2 separate regions of the Homo sapiens genome follow, and region 2 is linked to region 1. A link is a contact called in ENCODE Hi-C or POLR2A ChIA-PET data. All regions are on one chromosome and are shown on one strand. The core of a region is the stretch at or near the end of the contact, and the rest is flanking DNA. Distances in the headings are between cores, read along the strand shown.

Region 1 (4,529 bases), core at 1,024-3,523:
ACTACCTATGTGTGCACAGAAAACAGACTGGAAGAAAACATAGCCAAATGCTGAAAGTGGGTATCTCTAGGTGGTACGATTCTAAACAATCTTTATTTTATTTTCGAAATGATCCACGACAGCTTTTATTATCTTCATAAGAAAAAATACTGAAACATAAGTTATCCATATAGCATCCTTAAAGTTACCCCCAAATTTCCCTCCGAGTGTGTGATGGCAGAAAAAACAAAGCCTCTAGAGCCATGGGTCTCCACAGCGGGTCTGATTTTGACCCTCAGAGGACATTTGACAATGTCTGGAGATGTTTTCTTTCTTCTCTTTTTTTTTGTTGAGACAGAGTTTCGCTCGTTGCCCAGGCTGGAGTGTAATGGTGCAATCTCGGCTCACCGCAACCTCTGCCTCCCGGGTTCAAGTGATTCTCCTGCCTCAGCCTCCCTAGTAGCTGGGATTACAGGCATGCACCACCACAACCGGCTTATTTTGTATTTTTAGTAGAGACAGGGTTTCTCCCTGTTGGTCAGGCTGGTCTCTGAACTCCCAACCTCAGGTGATCCGCCCGCCTCGGCCTCCCAAAGTGCTGGGATTACAGGCATGAGCCACCGCACCTGGCCTGGAGACATTTTCTGTTGTCACAAATGGGGGAAATGCCACTGGCATCTAGTGGGTAGAGGCCAGGGATGCAGCCTCCACCACAGAGAATTATCTGACCCACATCTAAATGGTACCGAGGGTGTAAACCCTGCTCTGACTTGAATCCAGGTTCTATGCCCCTTCTGTTCCATCTTGGCATGTTGCTCACCTGCTCTAAACCTCAACTTTCCCTTGTAAAATAGAATCATCTGCATATGATTTCTGAGGGCAAAATACAATACATAAAGTGTTTGGCACATAGTAGATACAAAATAAATATTTGCTTCCTTCTCCTCCAACACTATTACTCAATTTTGTATTTCCTTTTGTGAGTTATAGCAAACTTTTGCAGTTATAGAAAGAATATATTCTACCCTTTAAATTATATCTCAATTATCCATTCCAAATATAATAGTGGAGTCAGTCAGGTAAGCTTTGCTGTGCTCTTCCCAGATACTAGAGCTTTAATATCAGATTGATACCATGAAAAAATTAAATTACTGGCTGTACAATATTGATTACCAAAAACTCATGAAGGCAAATGTCTTAAGTACTAGGGGTAATCGAGGTGAAAAGCTGATCTCCTTTTGGGGTCTGCCCTGCAGTCAGAAGGGCTGACTCTGGAGAGCACCTGAGAGGGGTGCAGGGCACCAAAGGACAGGAGCAGGGGTATCATGCGTGCATCTCTCATTACTCACCAAAGCTACATGTGAATGACCTAGGCTCATGTAGTCATCTGGGTTAGTTGGATCCTTTTCCTTGGCTGAATGAGCTCTATTAATAGATCTAAGGTAGGCTCACTCTTACTGCTTCTCCATCAGAATAGTGCTGGATACCTGATACCTTTGGGTAGACTGGAGAGAGGCTGATGGTCATTCACACAGTCTCCTTGATGTCCAAACCGAATGAGGGAGGTGATCTGACCTGCCTGGAGCATGGACACATTGAGGCAGTGTCAGAAGATGGCCTGGGTGGGTAGGCAGGCTGCAGGAGGAAGCTCTGTAGGTACTGATAACTCTCTCGTCAGAGTCACGGATCTGGCAAGCTGAGAGCAAGCTGACCACTCCCTGCCTGCAGGTACATCTCGCCTGTCCACAGCCCAGACCCCTAGGCACCAAAACTCTGACTGTAAAAAAAGCCAGAGGTCCTTACCAGGCTCCAGTGTGCTCTATACAGACCTAGTTAAATGATAGACGACTGCCAAAAATTCTATTCACTGACCACACAGGGAAAAAATAATCCTTCCAATATTAGTATTATGTATCATTTACTGTCAGAATAACTGCTCTTTCCTCTCCTTCCTTTGCAAACATTTTCAGACCATAGCACCTGCATTGTTGCCATGTTTTTGCACACTTCAGTGACCAAGGGCTATTCAGAGTCTGGACAAACTCAGCAAATAATTCCTCCCATCATCTGCTGAGGATTTTTTTTTTTTTAAAGGAAAGCAAGCAAGATACAGAGAAGGGACCTGCTGGTTCAATTCAGGAGCCAGGCGTCTTAGGTAGCTCACAGCAAAGGGATTCTTCCCAGCAGGCCCATCCATTCCTGCTGCTCCAGAGGAAAACGTTAGTCACTCACATCTTGTCCAAACCGTGCAGGGCTTGTTGACACAGGCCTGCTGAGCTGTCATACCAGAAAGATGGCATCAGGAAGGTCCCCTGGGCTTCTGCAGGGCAGGCTAGCCTCCTGGCCTGGCTGTTTCCTCAGCCATAACCTCTGTCTCATGCAAAGAAAAACTTGAACAGGCCACTGGGGGAACTGACCAGTAGTGCCAGGAGCCTGCCACAGATCCCTTCTGGCAAGGCCTATTGCTATGGTTATTTTAGGCCCTGGATAAGTATCACTCTGTCTTGGTCAGACCAAAAGCCAGCAGGAAAGTTTTCCTCCTGCCACTCACTGCACTGCCACCCACTGGGCACCTGGGATCGTCTAACTTGCCATGAGAAGTCCGTGTCTGACACTCTGGGAGCTTATAATCAAATATGTCCAAGTGAACAATCACCTGGAAAAGATGGAGCTCCCAGAGGAAAGATCCATTTCACAGATGATCCGGCACATGCTGTGCAGTGCGAGTGCAGGGGCACATTTCTCCTATTATCTCTCTGACAGTTTTTTTGGTTTTTTTTGTTTGTTTTTTTTTGAGACAGAGTCTCGCTCTGTCGCCCAGGCTGGAGTGCAGTGGCGCCATCTCGGCTCACTGCCAGCTCCGCCTCCCAGGTTCTCGCCATTCTCCTGCCTCAGCCTCCCGAGTAGCTGGGACTACAGGTGCCCGCCACCATGCCCAGCTAATTTTTTGTATTTTTAGTAGAGACAGGGTTTCACCGTGTTAGCCAGGATGGTCTCAATCTCCTGACCTCGGGATCCACCCGCCTCGGCCTCCCAAAGTGCTGGGATTACGGGCATAAGCCACCACGCCCGGCCCTCTCTGACAGTTGTTAAGTGCTGAGTGACTGAAGAAATACCTACCTTCATCTCCAGAGATCCCCGTGGTGTTGGTGCCATCTGTGCATGTATTTGACCAATACAAAGGGAAATATCCAACCCACCGTCCCATCCAATGCCACTGCTACTACCCCTGCCACCATCGAGGGTATCGCTAGATTTGGGGCAGCCTATTTATCTGCAAGGACAGAGAAGTGTTACAGAACATTCTGTGGGCAAGGTGCAGAAGGGAGGCTGGAGCTTCTCAGGTGAGCTTAGGGCCCTGAGTAATATAGACCATGTGCCACTGTGCCCAGATGCTCTTTAAGCAGAAAAACTTGGCGACAGCCTTAAATGCATCCAGCCTTCCCTGCCACCCTCCCTTCCCCATAACCACCCTCCACTCAACACATACTGGTTAAAAAGTATGTTTCTTTTCACTTCTTACTGCCTGAAGCTGAATCTTTATCATCTACATCCTACCCGTCCTCAAGGAAGTCTAGCTCAAGTTTGATCTGTGATGTCTTCTCTAGGGGCCAATGCCTTATTCCCCTCCTGAACTCCAGTAGTGACTGCCTGATCCACATATAGGGTTCTCAGCTTCTATCTAGTAGGTTGCAGCTATGCATTTTAAGTTTGATGTCCCTTTCATCCACCTAGACTTCAAATTCCTTAAACAAGGGCTGTGAGTCATGATAAGAGATGATGGACAGGCCCAGCTACTCCTCTTTGCCATTCCCTGGATATCAGTTTGTATCACATCCTTTTAGCCAGCCCACCTCACTGGGGTGCGGCACTGCATGAAAACACTTCGTTACTCCTAATCTTTGTTGTGTTTGGTTATTCTTACACCTCTGGATGCCTCTAGACTCAAGTACCAATGGAACATGCTGTAAGGGAGTGGGAAGTAAGGGGAAAAGCAGTCTAATTCTGTTCCATTCCTGATTTTCTGTAAACACGCTCAATTCCTCTGGTCAGAGTTTAACCTTCACTGGAAAGGTTAAAAGAAGATAGTGCCTGATGGAGATCCTACATAAATAAGTTAGATGCATGTTTATGGGTTTTGAAACATATCAGGGCCACAGTTCCTGGCATGTAGTAGGCACTCAGTAATTACTCATTGAGTAAATAAAAGTAGAAATGTATTAGATAATATTTTGATAGGCTATTTGGTTCAAGGAAGTGTACCGATCATGGGCTGCCAGAGACGCCCACAAGAGGACAGTGTGTTCTCAAACCACGGAGAGCAAGCTTTTCAATTCTGCACACCTTTCTTCCACTGACATCTGCTATATCCACATGGACAGGTTTCACTTTTGGTTTGGCAGCTGAATCATAGTCTCCTTCACTTTAAACCTGCTTCTATAACCTATTTCATGGCAGAATACAACATCTGTAAAGTCACAAGGGCAAGAATGGAACAGAGCAAATTTCAGTATGAAAAAGTTGCTATTTATGAGCTTTTAGAAAGCATC
Region 2 (4,529 bases), core at 1,096-3,595, 200 kb before region 1:
TCTTCTTTTGTACCTTTCCCCCTTTGTTTTCAGGGGACAAGATTGCCTTACAATTTATAGAGACTAGAGAAAACTTAAGCATCAAATTTAACTCTTGATCTCCTCTGTCTCTTAAAAAAACATAATCCAACAAGATACTTCCCCACTATTCTCTATCTCAGCAAATGGCACTTCCAGCAACCCATTGCCCACTCCTTTACCCTTCCATCTGCTTCAACCCTACCTTGACTGAATCAGCAAGACCTATTTGTTACACCTGCAAAATATATCCCAGCTCTATCTACTCTCTCGCTCCTTGGACACTACTCTAGCGCAAAGTGTCCTATTTTGAGAAAAGAATGGTAGTGGGAAGGATATACTTACCATTTGGCCACAGATCCATCTATTTCAAAAGAGGTGAAGGGTAATCTCATAATAGCAGAGAAGCTATAAAGTAGTTATTGTAGAGAGGACAAAAAGGCTTACAAAGAAAGGAAAAAAATGTGGAAAAAATGAATGTTTTAAATGATTATTTGACTGGATTTATAGAATTTGTTCTAGTTGTTTCAAGGTAAGATTTGTATTTTTTCAATAAGATAAGTCATTTAAAAAATTAGTCTTTGCCTCCCAACGGACAGGATTTCCTAGATAGCCTTGGAATGGTTGTCAGAATAGCTAATAGCAGATATTCTAGATAGCTCTATAAAAACTCTTTAAGAAACAATGTCAATAGATAGAGCTTGAATTTCGGTACCCCTGTCCTGTGACCTAGCATCCCTGTATCATGAGAAATCCCTAGATACCTCTGAAAATGTAGGTGATTCTGACCTTGACTCAGAAAATGACAAAGGGTTCCCTCAAATTGTACTTTCATTTTCAGCACCGTTTTGTAGTCCCCAGGGTTGTCTAGGATTTCTGCAATCTAGTTGGCAATATTGCAAATGAAAAGTGTCAGATAACTAATTTCAGAGAACATTTAAGTGGTGTCTTTTGCATTTTCTCTATTTCTGAACTGACATGTTTATTGCTTTGCCTGCAGTATACGTTCTGAGATGCTAGTTTTAAATATGCCAAATTATTGGATAGGAATTTCCCAATGTAAATAAAGATCTCCTTCCCAACCTCCTTCTTCCAAAATACCTTACCTGTGTGTTTATAAATTGCTCCAAGATCTGTAGTATATGTTTCTCTATTTTGTGAACCCCAGGTGGCATGATATCTTTATGGTGAAATCCAGTGCTTTATTAATAGGCTTTTGGACAAGAACATATCTAATTTCCAGCCATGGTCAACAGATGAAAGTGATCTTGACTCAGCTCTAGCTTTGTAGAAACGAAGCCTTTCTTTTCCCAGTGCATGCTGTAACTGGCACAAACACATAGGAACCTTGGGGAGATGCCTCTTGGCTGGGTTAACTGCCTTTTGTGATGGTGAACTATGATTTACTGTGGCTTCCCTGTAGACAAATCGTAACTATCCAATAAGGTAGGTCATTTTTAAAAAGTCAAGTCACCTCAGACCTGATTATCAAAAAGTACTCTATTACAAATTTTAGATAGTCTATCTGAAGTAAATTATGTAAAATTATTTCCCTTGTGTTAGTAGAGGATTAAAAGGAAGGGTAGGTGAACGGGAAGCATGAAGAACTGACAGGGTCCTCCCCGACCTGGTCTTAGTTCTCATGTTGGGATGCGTGTGTCACCCTGGCCAATCACTAGGTTGGTAGTTCTAGACAACTTGGGTGCCTGAGAATTTCTGCAATATATTTTTCAAGCTCTACTTTTGGAGTGTGAATCTGAGGAGGGCTGAGGCCCTTAATTTCGTGAGACTAATCCTCAAGTAGTTTTTGCCTCTCTTTATCTTTGGGAGAACACAAGCAGAATACTTTACCTATCCCAGGTCAGAGACTTTTCTGGATCTCTAGAAGAAAAATGGAAGGATTGTACATTGCCCTGTTCCTCAAGAGTGGTGTAGAATGAACTAATTATTTTTGTTGGTTTGTTTATTATTTCTGGGTTTTGTTCCCCCTGCCCCCCAATCCTGGAATTTGGACCAACAGTGGTTGACAAGGAGTGTGCACAATTGATAGCCAAGTGCATAGCACAGTACCTGGCCCATAGCAGGAGCTCAGCAAATCTGTGTTCCTAAGTCTAATTCTAAATTTCTCTTCACAGCAAGTGAGAAACAGATGGTGGTGGTGTGCAAGGAGTCCCCAAAGGAGTATCTCCAGCCTTTCAAGGACAAACTAGAGGAGTTCTTCCAAAAAGGTAGGAAGCTTTGTCAGCCGCACATACACGTGGCCCTGAAACATCCTTCATTCCATGAATCTTTCTCTGAGGCCCACGGCCCCTGGCATCCTGGCTGACCACAGGCAGCTCTGGTGATTTCATTAGCCCATCTTTCCATGGTGGTTACATACTCACGGTAGATAAAGTTGTCCTGTAGCTTTCATATCACCTTTCAAATCCAGTTTAATATTTTAAATTCTTGAATGTTACTCTGGCTTTTGTAAATTCTCTGAGGACAAACTTTTTTGTCTCTTCATGGGGCTCAAGGAATTCCTTAGCCCGTGTTTACTGACAAATGACATACATGTAAGGCAGATGTGGTCATGCATTTCACATTTGTGGTCAACCTGGACAGGTGGATGGTGATCACCCTCCTGGTTTTATGAGTGTAGCAACTTGGAAACTTGTGTTATATTTTCCATTCCTTTTCAGATAGGAAAATTAGGGCCAAGTGAATGTCACCCATCAATCACTTGCTACCTATCAGCCCTCTGGGGGTTAGTCAGTGAAAGTGATGTGCTGGTATGCATGAGACTCCACACTTTCTTTGAAATCTTAACAGATTTCCTTCCTTCACAGTTTTGGCATGAGTAGGGAACTTCTGTTTATCAGGGTTAGTGAACATGGAAGTATCATGTCTTTTAGATAATTCCTATTCTAATTTCTCAAATTTAACTTAAGATGTAAAACAAAAATAAGTGTGGGGTTGTTGCAGGCAGCTTTTTTCCCTGCTGGAAAGCTAGAGGAAACACACATAGGAGCCTTTGGGGGATATCTCAACATGCTTTTTCTATTACTGAGTAAGGCCACTTGTTACCACACCATCAACAAAAGACTGTTAAGCAGGGTGAATGCATAAAGTGTGGCCAAACCAGCTTGAGAATCAGCAGGGAAATTCTCAGTCTATGAGTCAGAGGAACTCCATTCCAGCTGCTGTTCCCTTGGTGCAGAGACCATTGCTCCCTTCTCCATGATGAAAGGTTGTCTGTATTGAAGTAGGAGAAGTCAGATTTCTCTCTCAGCCATTACAGAACCTCATATATGATGGAAGAAATGCTGTCAGACAAAGTACCATCTTGAGAGCAAAGATACCAATACTTGTGTGCTATGTGACTATAGGAGATGGATTTTATAAGTGACTTATCAAAAAATGCATTGCTGTATAATTATACTGTGTAAATATAACCTAAGTAGCCTGAAGAAAACCATGAACTACTTCCCTTTGCTGACCCCAGTTAATAGTATCTGCTTTTTACATATGCAGAATTAACTTGAAATGAGGCTCATTTGTACTTGGATTCCATCTTTATTTTTAATTGCTATTCTATTTCTAGAAAATTTTGCCATGTGCATGTCAGGGTACTATTTACCTGCATGCTGTAATGCTCTTAGAATCCTGCGTCTGCAAAGCAGCCAGCTTATATTGTGAATTTTATTCTTTTTGTTGAAAAGACATAAATATGAATAGATTTAAAACCTTGAGAATCTTCTTTGGTACCTTGGAAAAGCAATTTGCAAATCCCCATTTGGGATAATGTGTTAGCCTCTTCTCTACTAGGGCTCCCAAGACAATTCTGGTCTATTCAGAGAAAGGGAATTTATATGAGGGAAACTGGATCTTATGACAGGGAAGTAAAGGTATGGCCATAGGAAGCTGTTCTAAGAAAGTCCTAAAACAGTGGTTCTCAACTCTCTTGCATACTAGAATCACTTAGGAGATTTTTTAAAATCTTGATACCCGGGCCCAACTCTAGACCCATCATCAGCATCTCTCAGGGTGGGGCCAGGCATCAGATTTTCTTTCTTTTTTCTTTTTTTTTTTTTTTTTTTTTTTTTACTCTCCACGTAATTCCAGTGTGGAACCCAGATAGCCAGTACTCTCTAGCTTAGTTCACCTTTTAATGTGTATTCAAAGATTTATTCTGAGCCTGCTATAGGTTAGGCTCTATGTTAGAGACCAAGAGTACTAAGATTAATTGTATACTCCTACACTCTGTCCCAAGGAATATCTTAATGGGAAAAGATCTATAATTGAATACAACGAGCTCTTTTTTTTGTTTGTTTTTTGTTTTTTTTTTTGAGGTGGAGTTTTACCCTCATTGCCCAGGCTGGAGTGCAGTGGTGCGATCTCGGCTCACTGCAACCTCCACCTCCCGGGTTCAAGCAATTCTTCTGCCTCAGCCTCCCAGGTAGCTGGGATTACAGGCGCCCACCACCACACCCGGCCAATTTTTTGTATTTTTAGTAGACATGGGGTTTCAC

Evidence for each region. A loop is a pair of places that touch in the nucleus more often than their neighbours do. ChIA-PET counts read pairs that join two places held with the same protein, here RNA polymerase II (POLR2A). Pooled maps may share reads with other maps.
Region 2: a loop to region 1 is called in a map of endothelial cell of umbilical vein, with 4 times the contacts of the local background. The contact joins two enhancer-like sites. A Hi-C loop is called at or near these places in 20 of 168 maps with a recorded cell type or tissue (B cell, Caco-2, Calu3 and 16 more), 26 of 37 single-sample maps with no recorded cell type and 19 of 50 pooled maps. POLR2A ChIA-PET finds 5 or more read pairs at or near these places in 5 of 52 experiments (AG04450, BJ, H1 and 2 more).

Annotation. Positions count from the first base shown.
Region 1 is chr15:32,657,420-32,661,948 of GRCh38, reverse strand. All of the region lies in intron 10 of ARHGAP11A-SCG5 (ARHGAP11A-SCG5 readthrough), which reads right to left. All of the region lies in intron 2 of SCG5 (secretogranin V), which reads right to left. Among named protein-coding and RNA genes, the nearest start is that of SCG5-AS1, 13 kb to the left of the region's middle. Within about 2 kb of position 2,273, at least 7 of the 41 ENCODE cell types and tissues checked have a DNase peak (open chromatin) inside an H3K27ac peak, as active enhancers do; they include IMR-90 and PC-3, where a contact is called at or near this core.
Region 2 is chr15:32,854,732-32,859,260 of GRCh38, reverse strand. FMN1 (formin 1) reads left to right here. Exons shown (of 21, transcript NM_001277313.2): 17 at 2,154-2,246. Among named protein-coding and RNA genes, the nearest start is that of GREM1-AS1, 140 kb to the right of the region's middle. RefSeq lists an enhancer at 1,583-2,481. Within about 2 kb of position 2,345, at least 4 of the 41 ENCODE cell types and tissues checked have a DNase peak (open chromatin) inside an H3K27ac peak, as active enhancers do; they include IMR-90 and PC-3, where a contact is called at or near this core.